Linked DNA regions of Homo sapiens: region 1 is linked to region 2. The links are chromatin loops, found by intact Hi-C in ENCODE. Cell type or tissue: heart left ventricle. All regions are shown on one strand. Each heading gives the region's core, and the rest is flanking DNA. Links, peaks and the distances in the headings are about the cores only.

Region 1 (10,044 bases), core at 1,216-9,215, 350 kb before region 2:
AATCTGGCTTGAGATAAAGGTTTGATCTTTTAGCAGTAACATTCTCTGAGTCCAACTGAGTGCGGCAAAGGGAAATAAACACGTCGGCTTCTGAACCAGGTTTTGCCGTGGGTTGACACAGCCCCTGACAAAGGATTAACCTCTTGTTGCCTCAGGCCCCCTGCTCTACAAAAGATGACCCATATTTTCAACCCAAACAATTTCAATACATAATTCCTAATGGCCACAGAGCATGGTATAAAGATATGAATGTTTAATTGAGGTGGCACCTTCACCACCCGTGCTGTTTTGGTGCTAAGGGTGACTCCAGCCGTCACAGTTACATGGAAATTAAATGTCCTTTAAAAAGGAAAAAAAGAATGAGGTGCGCATGGAAGAAACCCAGTTTCACAGACCACACCTGTCATGCCTTGGCAAGTCTGAGGAGGCAAATGTTCTCAGTTGTCCTTCAGGAAGAGTCTTGGTTTCTGGTTAATATACTTGTCTCTCGCCCAATAGCGGAATTACCATCCTAGTCCCAATTAGGATCCCTTTTGTTGCCTGTGGCCCCATTTTTTTTCAATAAAAATTAAAGTAATTAGGAAACAATTCAAGATCCAGTGTCCCCCAAGCTGCTCAAGGTCTATATGGTGCCCAAGGTCTAAAAATGACTCAGAGGGCGTGTGAAGTAAGGAACTATGTGCCTGCTGAATTACAGCTTCCATTTTAGCTGTTTGGGAAGGTTTGGCTTAGACTATCCACGACAGGGGCTCTTAACTAGGACTAAAACAAGTCAGATTCCTGACCATTTGTCCTAGTGGCAATGCCTGAAGAGAGAAATTTCTAGAATTCCTATGTAATTCATAAATTTCAGAAATAACACATATTTACTGAGAATCAACACTCTCTTTACATTTGGAAGAAGACATTATTAGGATAATGGTGGCTGCTGTAAAAAATAAATAAATCCCCAGATTACACTGGCTTAACTCTGGCTTATATATCCATCTAGTGCACGTGTTCTTGGTCTATGAGCAGCTTTCAAGGCCTGAGCCTCCTTCCTTCCTGTGACTCCAAGTCGTCAGCATCCAAACCGCAGATGGAGGAGGAGAGGGTGAAGATGGCCACCGGCTCCCTAACAACTATGGCTTAGATATGACAATATGGCTTCTGCTCACATTCTCATGGTGAGAACGTCTCACAAGACCCCAGAGGTATGGAAACGAGGCTGAGAAGTGGGGTCGCCAGCTCAGCAGCCATTTCTTAGGGACAAGTGTTTTCTGTGGTTGGGAAAGGCTGAATTTCTGTGGACAAGTAGCAATCTCTGCCACATGGTAAGGCACCAAACTTTTCAGTAGTCAGTAGTACACCGGACAGTGGCATCAGTCCATGACTCTGGGGCCCTGCCAGGGATCAGGAGTTGCCTACTTTGCAAGGAGATCGATTTATTTTTTAAACGAGTCTAATTGCGAGAAAATTCTTATGTTGGGTTATAATATTTCATCATGCAACTTCCACCTGTTGATCTTAGTTCTACCCTTCTAGAATCACACAGAATAAGTCTACTTCATCTCCTTGACAGGCCTTCAAAGGATTAAAGGTCCACTATGTGTCCATTAAGTGATTAGTTTTCTAAGCATCTGCAGCTTCCTATTGGTTTTCATTTCACTTATTATGCTAGGATACCCATGTGTCTATTTTTGGCCTTCTTAAAATGTTCAGCCAAGAATGAAAACAGTTCATCAGGTGAGAAGAATCAACTACAGAGGACTAGATGAGACAGGCCCAGTGCATCTCATTCTGAAGGCTGTTGATATGGAAAACCATTCTTGGGGCACGCTTTTCACTTTCTCATCAGCTGAATGGTGGGAAGTGGAATGATGGTAGCCTGCAGCTCCTGGTGATGGGTCTTCAGAGAATAGAAGCCCTGCTATTTTTCTGCTTTCCTTTCCATAGCGTTCTTGCAGTGTAGACGGTTTCAGTGCGAGGGCTTGTTTCAGATCAATGCTTTTTAAAGCTAAGAAAGAAAAATATGGCTAAACTAAAATGATAATAAAGAAAGCTCCAGATAATACGGCCTTTTATGTAGGCCTTACATCACATGAGCCATGCTTTAGAGCAGTCCTGGAGGTGAGCATAAATTAGACACAGAATCTTTTTATTTTAAAAAAAATTAATAAAGTTTAGATTAAATATTAAAGAGAAAGTCTACAGTCCATTCCTCCTGGATGAAGGCTGAGAAAAATGAGGTTTGTTTCGCGTCTTCCCTTGGGGCTGGCCTGGTAAAATAATCTTTATAAAAATATTTTTAAGTTTTTAAAAAATATTTTAAAATTAATTGTTACAGTTAGAAATTGCATTATGTGTAAGAATATTTTATGCTGGCAATTTGTCTCTATTATATTTTATTTTGCTCTATTTTGATGAGAGAAAGGAAAAGTGGAATTGTGAGCAACCTTTTAATGTGGCTTAGAAACTTAATGTGGAAAGGGTACTAATATTGTAATTACTAGTTTTCATTTATCAGCCACAGTTCTCTTTGTCGCTTCTGCTATTTAAAGTTACTGTTCACATACTGTGGCTAATTCCCTTTGTTAAATTTCACAGTGAATGCAGCTTCCTGGATATTTGTTATTGCAGTCCTATGGATGTAGGCTTCTCAGATAAAGGAAAAGCTGGGTGCATCCATCTGTGGGCAAATTAAAAATGAGTTTAACCCCTTGGCTTCCATGGCTCTTTCCCCTTCGGCAAAATGTGTCCCATGCTTCTGACTGACAAGACATAAAATCGGAGTAACATATATGTTTCATTTTTAATGGAATTTGGTAGAATATCAGAAGCAACTGCTTCGCTATGACCCTGCATTAATACAAAGAGACCACCTGGGGAGGAGGGGGAGGGGCCATTGCTGGAGCAGAGGATTATGGAGTTGGAAGAAGAAGAGAAAAACAGTGAAATACTTTTGAAGTTGGAAGGGGGAAAGTCTATTTTCATTATTTAAGGTCTATTTCCTAACAAATGATTAGTTCATTTGCAGCTGGGTTGGAGTTTTCTGAATCATGGTTATACCAGCTCCTTACACAGAGAATCAAGGAGAGAGAAAAGTGGGAAAAGTGGAAGATTGTTTAGGGGGAGGAAAGAATTTTTCTCCATTTGCCTACTTTTCACAGTATTGCCACTAATTGGAGTATGTTCTTAGAAGAAACAGTGCACATTTAGTTTCCTCTTATTTTTTTCTCCCGTTGTAATTTTCAGAGAGAGAGAGAGAGAGCAAGAGAGAAGGAGTATAAGAAAACAATCAACCCTTTCTTTCTGTTCCTATCAATCTAATTCTGAAAACATAGAAAAGGAAAGATTTAACACACATAATAATGGATTTTGCTTTGTCACTGGGGATTATAACATTTATTTATTCATTCAACAAATATTTATTGAATGCACCAGGCTCTATTTTATAGTAGATTCTGGGGTAAAGGAATGGAAATTCAGGGCAGGTCGCAGCTGCCCAGGAGCCATTGTCCTCTGCAGGAAGGCTGTCATAAACCAGAAAAAAAAAAAAAACAATGCATAGGAAGGGGACAAAGCAGGGCAGCTAGAGACAAAACCTGGTGACTTCCCAGGGAAAGCGTCTTGGGAGATGGCCTTTGACTTGAGGCCCCAGTGATGTGAAGGACCTGGCTGAGGGAAGAACAGATACTGAGACTCCTGGCCAGGATGTGCAGCAAGTGCTGGAGGAACCCAAGGAAACCAAGGTAGTGACCTGGGGTGCAGGAGAGCCTGCATGTGGAGGAGAAGAGCCTGCAGGTGGAGGAGGGGAGCCTGCAGGTGGAGGAGGGGAGCCTGCAGGTGGAGGAGAAGAGCCTGCAGGTGGAGGAGGGGAGCCTGCAGGTGGAGAAGAAGAGCCTGCAGGTGGAGGAGAGGAGCCTGCAGGTGGAGGAGAGGAGCCTGCAGGTGGAGGAGAAGAGCCTGCAGGTGGAGGAGAGGAGCCTGCAGGTGGAGGAGAGGAGCCTGCAGGTGGAGGAGGGGAGCCTGCAGGTGGAGAAGAGGGACCTGCAGGTGGAGGAGGGGAGCCTGCAGGTGGAGGAGGGGAGCCTGCAGGTGGAGGAGGGGAGCCTGCAGGTGGAGGAGGGGAGCCTGCAGGTGGAGGAGGGGGACCTGCAGGTGGAGGAGGGGGGCCTGCAGGTGGAGGAGGGGAGCCTGCAGGTGGAGGAGGGGAGCCTGCATGTGGAGGAGGGGGACCTGCATGTGGAGGAGGGGGGCCTCCAGGTGGAGGAGGGGACCCTGCATGTGGAGGAGGGGGGCCTGCAGGTGGAGGAGGGGGCCTGCAGGTGGAGGAGGGGGGCTGCAGATGGAGGAGGGTGGCCTGCAGGTGGAGGAGGGGGTCCTGCAGGTGGAGGAGGGGGGCTGCAGATGGAGGAGGGGGGCTGCAGATGGAGGAGGGTGGCCTGCAGGTGGAGGAGGGGGGCCTGCAGGTAGAGAAGGGGGGCCTGCAGGTGGAGAAGGGGGGCCTGCAGGTGGAGGAGAGGGACCTGCAGGTGGAGGAGGGGAGCCTACAGGTGGAGGAGAGGAGCCTGCAGGTGGAGGAGAGAGTCCAGTCCGCAGGCCTGGGATGAGCCAAAGTTCAGTTGTAAGTCTGCGGAGGGCTCTGTTTTGTCATATATTTCTGGTTTTAAAAACACAATTGATGCTAAACATACTCGAAGGTATATCGAATGGTACCACAAGTAACCAAGAGGCATTGCCAAGCTCCCACAATCAACCACTCCTGAACCTCCTCTTTCATCCACATCCCACCCAGTCCTCCCCAGCCCACCCAGATTTTAATGCAAACTCCAAATATGGTTTCATTTCACCCATAAATAATTCTGCATGTATCACGCGGGAACATTGAAGAATATTTTAAGAACAACAAATTAACATGATCCAATATTGTGTCAGTGTTTAAAGGTTGATGTGTGTATAATTTTTGCTTCAGTTTGCTTGAATCAGGATCTTAATAAAGTTCATATATTACAACTAGTGGGTATTTGGCATAAGTCTCTTTTGATCCGTAGGTTTCCTTTCATTGGAGGTTTAAAGTAAGGGAATGTCATGATTTGTGACATTTTTTTAAACACCACTGTAGCTGTGTGTGGAGACCAGGGAGCAGGGGGCACGTGGACTGAGCAGGAGCCCGTAGGAGGCCATTGCAGTGGTCCAGGCTGGGGGTGAAGGGGGTCTGGGACCACAGGAGAAGGAAGGAATTGGAATGAATATAGGACTTGTTTGTTGACCATCTCATGTTCTAGTTAAAGCATACTGGGCTTATTTTTCAGGTCTACCAAACTGAGTTAGAGTATGAATGTATACATATGTAAATAATAGACAACAACATAGGAATCAAATCTGTGAAATTAATACACACATAGAAATGTAAGTATATTAGAGATAAAAATATGTACGCAGCATGCTTAGATAGCAATGAAGGAATATAGAAAAAGAGAGTTTCAAAAGTTACAAAAAATTATGCAGTTTGTTCATATGATCCCACACTCCCTGAAATAAGGTTAATCAAGTTTCCCAATTTTGATTTCCTCTCTAAATTGATGACTTCCCTTGAGATTTTCACGAATTATTTTAAAGCCAAGGTGTAGCCTAGTAGAAATTAATTATTTATCCCCAAGAGACAATAGAGCACATGGCATTACAAATAAGTTCTGTTGCTGAAGAAAACTTAAGAGATTAACTGGGAATGAATGAGAGACACAAAATACTGCTTCTCAGCAACGTGCCCCGTGTTCGCCCAGGGGCTCCGGGCACACCGCGCAGACTCCCCAGAGTATCTGGACCAGCACCGCCTGCTGCCCTGCGGCGAGATCTGCCCCAGCGAGTCAAGAGCGAGCCTGTTCTTTTCACTCTAACGGTTTCGCATCTGCTCTGGCCAAAATGTTTTTTCTGCCTTTCTTTCATCTGCACTGTGTTGCCTAGCTTTCCCGCAGAGGCCCCAGTGTCACTCTGAGAACGATCACTCTCTCATTGTGTTTTGTGTTCCTTTTACCCATGGGCAGCTTTCTTTTTACACTCAGTGTCCCTATGAATGGAGCGTTTTGCAGCACCTGGAAGCCTCACTCAGAGAGTCGGCCTCTGCGTTCACACAGTCCAGGGGTGGGGGATGACTGACGCAGATCACCCCGATGAGCCTCAAGTTGGCTTTTTATGTCTGGCTGTTATTCAGAGCTTTAAAAATGGGGAAGGGGAAATGAGAGGGAAAGAGGAAGAACAAAACAAAAATGACAGGAAAATGGCAGAACTTCCATTCGTCATTACCGTTATTTAGCATGAAATGTCAACCAAGTCTGAAGGGCTTTTGGGTGCATGAATAAACAGGCCAGCAAGTAGTTATTTTTATTCTATATGTACATCTTGTGCTCCACACTCAACAGTGACGTCAGCCTTCTTGCTTCACATCAGCTGTCCTTGCTCACGGTGTTCTCAAGGGTGTGAACTCGGCTGAAGATAAGGGTTTGTGACTGCCGTTCCTGTCATGCTGAGCTCGCTTACAGCATGTCCCCTGGCTCAGCAGCTCCACATAGGACCGATGCAGCTCGCAGCTACATTTTCAAGTGTGTTGATGCACATTCCCTTGGGTGTGGACTTTGGATTAGTGTCATTGTCACAGGCGCTAGACAAACACAACATCCATCCTCGTGCTAAGCTGTTTGTCTTGTTTTGCACTCCTTTGAGGAGTTTCCAGGCTCTGTCTACACAGTGCCAAATATCTAGATCAGAGTTGAAAAATGTAATTTAAAACCCCAGTGTTTGTGTTGCATGGAAAAAGCCCAGAGTTTTTTATATTTGGATAAATTAGAGAGAGAGAAAACCTTTGCCCTCAATTCTATCAGAATGGTATACTTGAAGTTGCTGAAAATATGCTGAGTTGAATCAAACGGTTATTGATACGATCCATTGCACTCCCCAGTATAATGTGTAGATCAATAACTCAACACAGATTCTGTTCTTCATGGTCTTCTCTATAGTGTTGCTTCAAATAGCATGACCTTTTATATTCTCAGGATAAATTTTCTATAAACTTAAAGCATCACCATTTCCTATAGACAAAGTAGGGTAATTAATAATTATTATTCTGAATGATAAGCATTTTGCTGATGTGCCAGCCACCGAGCTGAGCTTTTAAGGAGTTCGTTCACTTAATCCCTTCAATGAGCATATGGTATCTCCGTTAAATATATGAGGCATCTGAGACTCAGAAAGTTCAAATAACTTGTCCAAAGTCACTCAGCTGAATTATCAAAGCATGACTCACACACAGCCTATATTCTTACATCATACTGCCTTCTGGAAAAGTTGGACTCACTTTAGTCCAAGTAGTCCTGGTTCTATTTTATGATCATTAAAGCTGTGTGCGTTTGCAACCCCCAGTCCCACCTCCCCGTGTGTGGTGTGTGTGAGTATGTGATGGATAATTATTGTTTGGTTAGGCTCATTTCCTTTTGTTTAATTTCCAACTGCTATGCGTAATAGCATTTCCTTATTCTAGAGGGAAGCAGAAACTCGGAAAGAACGCGAGGACAGCTCATTTGCAGTGCTTCCTGTTGAGGGAGCAGGAAGTGTGCAGGAGTTGTGAGGAAGTCTGCCAGAAAGAGATTCCTAGAGTTGAAAGTGGGGAACCATCAGGCCCAGCGTGGGGTCCAAAGCTGAGCTTAGAAGCCCATAGGAAATAGATGCCTAAACTTCCAAGTTTCCCTTCCTACAATTCTATCAACAGAGACTCTGCAAATATGTGACAGGCTGAATTCTAGAAGAACCTGTGCTTATAAAAGCCTCAGAGCCTAACCATACCATGCAACAGCACAAGGCCAGCCCAGAGGCCTGCAGGTACAGAGAAACCAGCAGAAGGGGGCAAGAGTGAGTCAAAGGAACTCACCACGGTTTCTAGACTCCCGGAGTGTCGCCCATGGAGACTTTTCTCTTTACAGTAAAGTAATTGAGAACAAGGGACCAGATGTCAGTTTGATTAGAGAAAGAGAGGTAGGGCAGAATGATATAGGACATTATCCAAGTAAAGTAGAAAATAAAAGTTTATGCAGGATATGAAACAGCAAGAGATCTATAAAGGAAGCTAAAATCCAACTTGCAGGAATTTGTGTTAGTGAGTGAACAGTAAGTGTCAGTTATTTGAAGATCATCCTCGTGAATGCCTGCCTAATGAATACAGGGCTGGAAGACATTCCCTCAGGGCCTCCTTGACTAGAACGTAACTGGAGGTTTCCATACTGACCAGCACGGACCAACTCAGAGTAGAGCAGACCAGGACCCACCATGCTAGAGCGTTCATCAGTGACCCCTTTCTCCTATGCATCTGCCCTGCTTTGCTTGTGTTCATTTGCATATCCACACACACAACAAATATTCATTGACCACCAGCTCTGTGCCAGGCACTGAGGTTGATGAGGATGTGTTGGTGGATAAAACACATGGCTTCTGGAGCTGACCATCCTGCAGAAGGATTTCAGCCCACTTTCTAAAATCTAAAACAAGAAAACAAAACAGCAGCAACAGGCCGGGCGCGGTGGCTCATGCCTGTAATCCCAGCACTTTGGGAGGCTGAGGCGGGCGGATTAGGAGGTCAGGAGATCGAGACCATCCTGGCTAACATGGTGAAACCCCGACTCTGCTAAAAATACAAAAAATTAGCCGGGCGTGGTGGTGGGCGCCTGCAGTCCCAGCTACTCGGGAAGCTGAGGCAGGAGAATGGCATGAACCCAAGAGGCAGAGCTTGCAGTGAGCCACGATCATACCACTGCACTCTAGCCTGGGTGACAGAGCGAGACTCCGTCTCAAGAAAAAAAAAAAAAAAGGAGAAAGTTGGAGAATGCTATGTGAGCCTGAAGACAGTCATCTGCAAGCCAGAGAGAGGGGCCTGGAGCCAGTCCTTCTTCACAACCCTGCTGACACCTTGATTTCTTCAGTTCTAGCCTCCATGACTGTGAAAAAAAAAAACAAAAAAACAAAAAAAAAAAACGCAACAACAGAAACTCCAGCCTCCCTGGATTCCAAAATCCCCTCTAATTAATATGATATTGCTTGGCTACTGATATGGTTTGGCTGTTTCCCCACACAAATCTCGTCTTGAATTGTAGTTCCTGTAATTCCCATATATCGTGGGAGGGACCAGGCGGAGACAATTAAAATATGGGGGCAGTTTCCCCATCCTGTTCTCATGATAGTGAGTCAGATCTCACAAGAGCTGATGGTTTTATAAGGGGCTTCCCCCTTTGCTGGGCACTCATTCTTCTCTTCCCTGCCACCATGTGAAGAAGGATGTGTTTGCTTCCCCTTCTACCATGATCATAAGTTTCCTGAGGCTTCCTCAGCTGGGCTAAACTGTGAGTCAATTAAACCTCTTTTCTTTATAAATTACCCCGTCTTGGGTATGTCTTTATTAGCAGCGTGAGAACAGACTAATACAGCTACCCTTCTCAAAAGTGTTGCTTTTGAGAAGGAACACTTCTCAAAAGAGTCATTTATGCTTTCTGGGTCCAGTTATTACCGTTTACCAACTTCCTGCCTCTCTGAACCTGACCCTCAGGATCTGCCTTTGTGACAAGATCACCCATGACAGCCAAGGCCTTCAAGTGATCCTTTCCAGGCCTGCACTTATTTGGTCCCTCTAGAACATTTTGCACTGTTGCCCACTCTTTTATTCTTTGGATGCCTTCTTCCCTGGTTTTCCTGAACACCATGATCTCCTGGTTGTCCTCCTACTTTTTTCTCACCTTCATCAACAGGATTTGCTTTCACCATCTATTTATTTCTTTCTGGGGAGGAGGGAGAACATTTTTTTTTTTTGCTTTCCTGGAGGGTTTCATCTGAACCTTTTCTTTTCTTGCTTTTGGAGATGTATACACACTTTTGGCTTTAATTACTCTTTATTTGCTCATGGCTGCTATTTTTCTATGCAGAGCTTCAGCTCAGTATGTCTAAACGCCTACTAGAATTCCCCATTAGAAATACCACCAGCATCTCACACTTGGCAGGCTGAAAACCAAACTCATGATGTCCTCC
Region 2 (10,044 bases), core at 1,106-9,105:
GCTATTATGGGTTGCATCGTATCCCCCGAAAATTCCTATGTTGAAGTCCTAACCCCCAGCAACTCAGAGTATGTCCTTATATGGAAATACAGTCATTGCAGATACAATTAATTAATTATGATTATTACAATTAATATAGTTAAGGTGAGGTCCTTAAAGTGGACCTTAATCCAATATTACTGGTTTCCCTATAAAAATGGGAACTTTGGGCCAAGTGCGGTGGCTCACGCCTGTAATCCCAGCACTTTGGGAGACCGAGGTGGGCAGATCACGAGGTCAGGAGATCAAGACCATCCTGGCTAATACAGTGAAACCCCGTCTCTACTAAAAATACAAAACAATTAGCCGGGTGTGGTGGCGGGCGCCTGTAGTCCCAGCTACTCTGGAGGCTGAGACAGGAGAATGGTGTGAACCCAAGGCAGGGCTTGTAGTGAGCCAAGATCGTGCCACTGCACTCCAGCCTGGGTGACAGAGCAAGACTCTGTCTCAAAAAGAAAAGGTACTTTGGGCTGGGCGTGGTGGCTCACGCCTGTAATCCCAGCACTTTGGGAGGCGAGTTAGGTGGATCATGAGGTCAGGAGATCAAGACCATCCTGGCGAATATGGTGAAACCCCATTTCTACTAAAAAAAAAAATACAAAAAATTAGCCAGGCGTGGTGGCGGGCACCTGCAGTCCCAGCTACTAGGGAGGCTGAGGCAGAAGAATGGCATGAACCCAGGAGGTGGAGCTTGCAGTGAGCCGAGATCGTGCCACTGCACTCCAGTCTGGGTGACAGAGTGAGACTCCGTCTCAAAGAAAAGGTACTTTGGACACAAGCACTCACAGGGAGAACACCAAGTGAAGATGAAGGCTGAGATGAGGGCAATGGGCACGGGCACACAAGCCAAGGATCACCCAAGGCTACCACCAGAAGCCAGAGGAGAGGCCTGGAACAGATTCCGCCTCACAGCCTTGCAAGGAACCAGCCCTGCTGACACCTTGATCCTGGACTTCAGCCTCCTGAATGGGGACAGTAAACTGCTGTTAATTCAACCACCCAGTCTGTGGTTCTTCATGACAGCTGACCTAGCAGACACATTTGCCTTAATGCATTTCTATCCCACTCTGTAAAGACAAGTTTTTGGAAGTATTCCTTGGGCCTCAATTTCCTGTCTGGTCAGGCATCTTCACTGAATTCAAGGAACAGAAGTTTTCTTGTCTTCTAGGTACTAGAAGGTCTACTGCAGGTCTGCTATGACTCACACCATGGCAGCCATTGTAGGCAACGGCTCCAATCTATTCATTTCTCACCACTGCTGTCAAGGCCTTGTTCGTAGAACTGCTTTCACAAAATTTACACAACCATCATACATGGTTAGTATCATTTTTCTCATTTTGCAAATGAGAATACCAAGGCTCTGAGAAGTTAAGGATTTTTCCCAAGATCAGACAAGTATGACAGCTGCCATTGAAACCCAGGCTGTCTGATTCCAGAGCTGGCATTTCTCCCACTTCCAGTCCTAACTGCAGACTAACTCCACTCAGAGGCAGGTCTCCCCTCAGCCCTCTAGAGGGGCTGCCTGTTCCACCCCTGGATGCTGAAAAGGTGTCTTTCCAGCCTGGTGCCATGGCTCATGCCTGTAATCCCAGCACTTCGGGAGGCCAAGGCAGGGAGATCGCCTGAGGTCAGGAGTTCAAGACTAGCCTGGCCAACATGAAGAAACTCCATCTCTACCAAAAAATACGAAAAAGTTAGCCAGGCATGGTGGTGTGCGCCTGTAGTCCCAGCTACTCGGGAGCCTGAGGTGGGAGAATCGCTTGAACCTGGGAGGTGGAGGTTGCAGTGAGCTGAGATCGCGCCACTGCACTCTAGCCTGGGTGACAGAGTGAGACTCCATCTCAAAAAAAAAAAAAAAAAAAAGAAAGAAAGAAATGAAAAGATGTCTTTCTTCTCTGTTCCGTCCTGGCTCTGGAGGTTATTTCTCTCCTGCTGTGCCTCCTCGGCTTCTCACTGTTACCCGTCACCTTCCCAGGGACCCATTCCAAACCCCCTAAAATAACTGAGGCGTCCTCCACGATCCTGCTCCTGCCTAAGTTTTCGGTCTCTCTCTCTCTTCACTGGCAGCCCCGTTCCTCTACCTCTGATCCCTCCAACCATTCTGCAAACCATGCAATTCCCCGCATAGCCCATGCTCTCCAACCTCTCTGCCCTTGCTCCTGCTGTGCCGGGCCACGCCTTCTCATTCTGACCTCAGCTGGAAAAATTCCTCCCGTCTTCTGATTCTGATTTAGACGTCCACCTGAAGAGAAGAGACCCTTCGTATTCTCTGTTGTATTCTCATTTACTTGACATTTCAGACAAGCGTGGCCCTCTCCGCGCCCAGTCTCTGGTGGTGTGGCAACAGTTGAGACCAAGCCCCTGCCCCACAGAACCAGCATCCTGGTGAGGGAGAGAGAGGCCGGAGCCACACTAGCACCTGCTATGGAATGTTTCTGTTGAATGCTGCTCTTGGTGGGATATTTGACTTTATGAAGGAAACCCAGACTCCCTCCTAAAGCCTGCCTTCTTATATTAGGGGAAGTATGCAAAGGCTACATACGTAACCCAAGCATGCAATGAAATGGGCCTGGATCAAGTAGTCTGAGTGTGCAGGCCTTTCCTCTAGCTTCTGTGCAAAGGGAGCATGCAGGTGGCAGCACGCGGCTTGACTGGCAAAAGTTGAAAAGCTCAGGTCCGCAACAGAGCTAAGGCTGCGAGGAGGGCGGCGCGTTGGGAGTGCAGGCCCAGCAAAGGCCACAAGGAAACGCAGGCCTGAGCTGGCAGATCCGTCTTTACAGAGAAGCTAGAAATCTGAATTTTGTTGCCCAGGCTGGAGTGCAGTGGCACAATCTTGGCTCACTGCAACCTCCGCCTCCCGGGCTCAGACAATTCTAGTGCTTCAGCCTCCCAAGTAGCTGGCATAACAGGCATATGCCACCAGCCTGGCTAATTTTTGTACTTTTAGTAGAGACATGGTTTTGCCATGTTGGCCAGGCTGGTCTCAAAGTCCTGGCCTCCAGTGATCCACCTGCCTCAGCCTCCCAAAGTGCTGGGATTACGAGCGTGAGCCACCACACCCAGCCAACAGTAGTTGTATTTTTAAATATGTCTCCAGACATCACAACCGAATATTACTCTAGCCCTAACTTGGCCCGAGGACAATCAGTCGCCCTTCATTTGGGGATCATCGCCTCCTCCTTTCCTTTGTTCAGTGTTCCATCTGGCCTTTCTCTCCTGCCTTCCAGGGACTGCTCCACCACAGGGATACGTTGTTTAGGTTCATTTTATTGTGAGGCATTTCCGACACCTGGGTCCCGTGGAAACGCCCTGGAGAACAGAGACCAGGGCTGGACATCCCTGGCTGCCACGGTGGGCAGGGCCGCGCAGGCCCGAATTCCTGCCTGGATTAGGGCTGCGGGGAGGGAGGAGGAGGGAGGAGGAGGAGGTGGGAGGAAGAGAGGAGTCTGAAGGGCAGGAAGAAAAGCTGCTGCTGTTTGGGTGTGCCGTTCCCGCGGAGGTGACCGCAGCCGAGTAGCAACATGTTAAATGAGGTTGACAATGTGTGAAGTGGAAAATGTCACCAGCAGAAGAGAGACACCGTGAACTTTAGTTTTGATTTAAATTAATGGGAACTCAAGGAGAGAAAATCCTTCCAGTGTTCCAAGAAAAGCCACAAGGTTACAAGTGTGGGCCCGCCTGAGTAGGCGGCTGCCTGGGTGTGAAAGATTCACCCACACGCACCTCGTGTTTACTTGCCGACGACAGTGAAATATTTAGACACATAAATACTTCAATTATGGGGATGTCATCCGACTACCAAGCTTTGGGTTCCACTGTGACAAACTCGAATCTTTTTTCTCCCTTTCCCTTTTTGCAGCCATGGCCTGGAGGAGCACCGGCTGCTGTGGCACTCACAGCAAGGAAGGCGCAGCCGGGGGAAGCCTGGGGCACCTGGCGCATGCCGCGTTGAGGCTTGTGGTGCGGCGAAAAATCAGCAGAACATTCAGAGGGAGGAAACCCCAGACAGCAATGAGAATGAATTGCTTCCAGAGGAAACTACCCACGGCCTCTTCGCAGCATGTGCTGGGCCAGGCATTTGCGAGTGGGGACTCTGGCCTCTGTGGGATGAAGGGGTGCCAGGCCGTGGGAGGGAGGCTGTGATGATGTCCCAGCTTGCCCACATGCCCTCCTGCCTCACACACGGCGCTGTCAAGCGACCCAACTACAACACAACAAAGCAGGCCTGCTCGGTTCCTTCCCTCATTCATTCTCCAGAGCACCCAGCACGAATGGCTTGGCGCGAAGTCTTGGCAAGCAGTTGAACAGGGGAATCTGGACTCCAGGCAGTTAGCCCACGAGAAGTCCTGGTTGAAGAGAAGCCGAATGGATGGGAGGACAGGGAGGGAGGCAGACTTGAGGGATTGCCGTGGTGCAGGAAAGTCCCCACCGTCACCGTGAGGGGTGGGAGACAGCTGTGGAGCGAGAACTGATTAGCATCGCCTTAAGAATCCAGAGGAGTACAGAGGCAGATGAGGAGTTGCGAGAATTAGCATCCTTAACTAAGAGACATAAGTGTAATGGGAGCCAAGATGGTCCTAAGTGGCTCATCCCAGGCTGCTTTGCAATAACGTGAGTGTTAAATATGCACCAAAAAGGAGGGGGCAGAAAAAGGAAACCTAGAAATAAAGCGAGTGTGGGTATTAGAAATAGACGACGCGTGTGCATTTATATACAGCTAACTCTCAGGTTTGTTTTCAAACAGACGCATGACCATTTTTTAAAAATTGATATGTTAAGCCTCATTGCAATGCATTAGAATTCCAGGGAAACTGCCTTCTGTGCTCAGGGTAATGGCAAACCCATCTCTTCCTCTTATCAGGGGAGGTTTGTGATGGTGGCATCGCCCTTCTCTGATAAGGGTGCTAGGGCTCCATGGAACCATCCATCTCTGAATTTCAAAGCAAATATTAATTGCTTTTTGCCTGTGTAGGGTTTATTTTCCCAACCAGATTGTAAGTCCTTTAAGACAGAGAAGAATCCTGCACCTCCTAACATCCTCCCCGCTCCTAGCTAATGAAACTTCTGAAGCATTTGCTAGTAGACTGCTCTATGGACCAACCGTGGCAATGTGCCCACCCTATGCGCTTTGCAGCCCTGACAGTGAAGAAAAAGCCATTTTGATGTCTGTGAGCTATCAAGAAGGCAGGCACTGTCAATGGGTGACAAGAATGCATACGCACAGCTTTTTGAAAGGGGAAAGTATTTTGAGAACTAGATATTAATAACAAGTAACTCACAATGCATGCTCCCCAAGGCTATTCCAAGCAGATTCTACAAGGAGGGTCACTATTAAGAGAAATGGATGCTGTTTATTTTGTCTTGCCCTAACCCTCCCCTGAACCTGCAGGGCTTCCACCCTCCCCCAAATTCTTTGGTGTCCCAGCGGGGACATATTTATAAAACTGCTCTGCGGGTGCCCACAGGGCCCCTCTGTCTGCCTCCTCTGCCTTCCTGGCCTCCACTGGGGCGATCTGCAGCAGTGACATCCCCCGGCCCCTCACCCCATCTGTTCCCCTCGTACCTGCGAGATCTCTGGTTCTACCTCCTCTGGAGGACACTACTTCTCGATGCTTCCAGAGCAGCCAGTCCCATCCCCCAGTGCGGCCCAGCTCCCACCACGCTTGGTGTGGGAGCCACTTTGGGCACGGGCTGTGCTCCAGGACAGGCTGCCAGCCCTGCTGGAGCCCCCGCCCTCAGCCAGCTGAGAGGAGGCCTCTCTGCCACTTAGCACCGTGGCTGTCGGAGGGGTCCCTGCGAGGCCGCCCAGCCCCCCTGCCCCACCAAGGTCTCAGGAGGCCGTTCTTTGCCTTTGGTTTTGCTGCGGCCTCCCCGGTTTGTGTGCTGAGAGTGAGGAGTGGCTGGGCCACCAGGAGAGACGCTGCAAGCCCACACTCAGAGCCCCTGCCTCCTCTCCTCCACTCGCATGTCCTGATGTTTCTCAAGCTTCCCACCTTTTTACTTTGTTAGGCTTGTTTTCAGGGTGCTCTGCGTGTCCTTAGGCCCAGAGAGCCACAGGGAAGCATGCTCAGGTCCCCCAGGTGGGTCTGAACCTTTCAGTAAACACCACTTGGGTTCAAACATAGACCCACCCATGCTGGCGGCATTCCTAGGACAAGAGCAGCTTGGGACATGCTGCACACCCATGACCTCACTCTGTTCTCACCACCATCCAGGGAAGCCAGCGGTGCTCTTATTCTCCTTTCACAGGTGAGCAAACTGAAAACCAGAGGAGCCCAGAAGCCAGCCCACGGTGGCACAGCTCGAAGAGCAAATGAAGACTTAAGTCCAGACCTCTGCTTACTTAATTTTGTTCTCTAATGGAGAGAGGTGAAAAGGGTGCACGCGTCTCCACAGCCAGGACCAAACAAGCCATGCAGTGTGGTCATCGTGGCTCCTTTCTGCTTGTTGGTGGCAATGGGACCATAATCCTGATTGATGCTCCCCAGACAGAATGGACCCATGAGAACCAGAGGTTTGCAGCCCCCGACCCGCTCCAAGCTAAGGCACAGGAAGAGCATCCCAGTGAACGGTGACCACTTTGAAGAAACCCAGGGGACAAAGCTGAGCAGGAGTTTATGGTCCAGAAAAGTACAGGTTCTGTTCAGGAACATGAAGATTGGACCCCACGTCCCCCGTGTTCCTCCCTGGTTTCCTCTCCCAGGTGAACACACCTAAGGTGGTCAGGGTCACCGAGTCAGACCCGCATGCTGCCAGCCAAGCCTTGGTCTCTGGGAGCAACCCTAAGGCACTCCCTCGTGGACAACATCTCTATCCCTCTGCATTTTAGCTTCAAAGCTCACCACACATACAAATGGGATACATAGCTCTTCAAACCTTTAAAATAATAACCATCACAGAGCAACTTTTCTTCCTTGAACTCTGAATATGAAACCTTCATGCTTTGTTTCTTCAGAGGTATTAAGATGGAGGGATAAGAGCATGCACTGTTTTGTTTTGGCTTTTTTCTACGCTTGCTGGAAAAATCACACAACTTACTTGTTTTACCTAGAAATTTTCTGAGTTTTTAAAGAGAATATTCCCAATTGCAAAACCATCTCTATGAAGACAGCAGTGTTGAGTTTTCCCTCCCATAAGCTGGGGAAGCCCCTCCTGTTCCTGGACCTGATGCCCTCGATCTGGGTGGGGCTCACCTGAGAAAGGGCACAAGTGTCCAGACACCAAGTCCTGAGGCAAAACTGAAGCACAGGACTCGGGGGGTTCCCAGGCAGAACTTTCTAGACTGTTCTTAACACTCCTGGCCAAGATGGATAGCATCTGATTTATTATCCAACAGTAAGTAAATGCTCAGTCATGAGGGAAACAATTTTCAAAATGTAATATGAATACTCTGCAGGGCTCATGTCAACATTTAGAACAGGATGACACCGTAGAGGGGACCTTGTCTGCACCTGATATGGTTTGGCTGTGTCCCCACCCAAATCTCATCTTGAATTGTAGCTTCCATAACTCCCACGTGTCACAGGGGAGAGCCAGTGAGGGCAGACCTTTCCCATGCTGTTCTCGTGATAGTGACTAAGTCTCACGAGATCTGGTGGTTTTATAAAGGGGAGTCCCTACCCAAACTCTCTGGCCTGCTGCCATGTAAGACGTGACTTTGCTGCTCATTTACCTTCCACCATGATTGTGAGGCCTCCCCAGCCATGTGGAACTGTGAGTCAATTAAACCTCTTTCCTTTATAAATTACCCAGTCTTGGGTATGTCTTTAATAGCAGTGTGAGAACAGACTAATACAGCACCCCACTTTCAGGGATTTTCAAATATCCTATCCAGAACTCTGCAGCCAGCACAGGGGCAAGAACGCAGTTCCTAACTCACTCCCAGTGTGGGGGCTTCCAACCCTGTCAGGCAAACTGTCTCTGCAAGGAGGATGACCATCCCTCAGAATACTGGAAAATGGGAAATAGAAAAAGACAAAAAATAGAGATAGATCCAAATTAAACAGACCATGATGATGATAGTTATGTACTGAACACCAACCATGTGTCAGGCACTGGAATAGGGATTTATACACATTAAATAATGGAATCATGCCAGGAGCGGTGGCTCACACCTGTAATCTCAGCACTTTGGGACACTGAGACAGGAGGATCCCCTGAGGCCAGGAGTTCAAAACCAGCCTGAGCAACATAGCAAAACCCCATCTCTACAAGGAAATAAAAACGATCAGCCAGGCATGGTGATGTGTGCCTGTAGTCCCAGCTACTCAGAAGGCTGAGATGAGAGGATCCCTGGAGCCCAGGAGTTCGAGGCTGCAGTGAGCTATGATTGCACCACTGCACTCTAGCCTGGGTGACAGAACAGGACGCTGTCTCAAAAAAAAAAAAAAAAAAACAAGAAAAGAAATCTTCATTCTGACCTTATTAGCTATTTGTTCCATGTTTTATAAATGACAAAACCAAGGTGCAAAGAGGTGAAACCAAATGGCCCAAAGTCATCCGTTTACTGGAGGACAGAGCTAAGGTTCTAGCCCAGGTCTTTCCATTACGTCATTTAGTCTTCTCAGGCCAAAAGCCCTGAGCCCGCCGAGTGACAGCGTTGCTTGTATATAGCTTCTCTCCTATCGTCACCTTCTGGCCCATACACAATTTAATCAGAAAAGACAACATTCCTGCCTGATGAGAGCATACCAGCATGAAAACAAGAGACAGACACGGCAGATCTAGCACATGCCCCTGTGGCTGCTGACAGCTCCTGCATAGCTCTGCACATAGATCACCCACGTAGGTCATCACAAGTCACTCTCAGAGGCTTCTCAAAGCCTGGGTCATGCCCATCACCAAAGCAGTCCTGCACTCCCAGGAGGCCCAGGCTCCCTGCAAGCCTGCTCTATCCAGAAGCCATTTATTTTGCAGCCAACAAAAGGAAACATGCTCCAGAGTTTAAGCTCCAGATCCTAGGGTCCCACTGGAGAAGCCTCACTTTAAAATTAAGTGTAGCTGAAATGCCTGTACAATGTAGCCCATTCAAAAGATCAGTTTTAGCCACACCACTTTTAAATGAATCTTCTTATGTCCAGTGTGGTAGAGGTCAAACACAGCTGACTTAAATACTGCCTGTGGCCAAGATTAGTAAAACCTTATTAACGCATGCTCTATTCATTTGGAAGTTGTTTATGTATGCAGACACATAACCTGGGCAGAACCAGATTGACATCTGCCTTTGAACTATCTTTGAAAAAGGAATTTACTAAGCATGCAGTATAATTAATATTGCACAGAAAATGCCCAATTTAAACGCTCCCATTCAATCACTCTCATTTATTCATTAAATAGTTGCCTAAAGACATCTGTCTCTTACTGTTTTGTTACTCTAGTATCAGAATACTATGCATTCTTTAAAGCAATACAAAATGTAATTCCTTTGTAAAATTTCAACTATGATTTTTCACTGGCTGTTTTTGTTCTCTAAATCTAATAGAGAGTTTCCAGGGGAAGTTCAAACGACGACAAGACAAGGCTCACAGCATAAGGCAGCCAGGAAGGAGGCACAGTGGAGGCCCTGACGCCCTCGGGTCGGGGAAGGTGGAGAGAGGCATCTGAGCTGGGACTCTAACCAGGAGACCCCACCATGAAGCCACAGGGATGGGGCTGAGCTGTTCCTAGCACACGCAAGGATAGAGTCTCTGTTCTAGATGGCTGGGAAATACCCACCGAGCCTCCACCAACTGCTCAGAGCTCCTTTCCAAGCTGCCGGCTGGATGACATTTTGTCCAACTTTCTAACAAACATGGGGGTGGGTACCACAGTTTGCCTGAAAAACTACATTTCACTAAAAAAAAAAAAAAAAAAAAGTGGGGGGAATTATTTTTTGGAGGCTTCAGCAAATGACACTAATCACCACCATCCCAAAGCACAACAAATACAAATTAGAACTGGAAGTTGTAAGTCTGGGGAGACTTGGTGGCTTTGCTGACTGACTCTCTGCCCGCCTGTCATACGCCC

The links. Peaks named below come from ENCODE experiments on the same cell type or tissue, not always from the same donor. Only the 100,000 strongest peaks of a DNase experiment are listed, where the experiment ranks them.
Region 1: it touches region 2 in a loop (18-fold over the local background); 13 of 110 quality-filtered maps call a loop at or near these places.

Annotation. Positions count from the first base shown.
Region 1 is chr6:164,095,551-164,105,594 of GRCh38, reverse strand. No RefSeq gene overlaps it. Among named protein-coding and RNA genes, the nearest start is that of QKI, 690 kb to the right of the region's middle. In heart left ventricle, for the core only: a CTCF peak has its summit at 7,867; no DNase peak of the experiment used is centred there; H3K27ac peaks cover 3,878 bases.
Region 2 is chr6:163,744,833-163,754,876 of GRCh38, reverse strand. LOC124901499 (a long non-coding RNA gene) reads right to left here and starts at 5,694. Exons shown (of 2, transcript XR_007059932.1): 1 at 5,603-5,694. RefSeq lists an enhancer at 3,874-4,476. In heart left ventricle, for the core only: no CTCF peak of the experiment used is centred there; DNase peaks (open chromatin) are centred at 5,796 and 8,734; H3K27ac peaks cover 5,545 bases.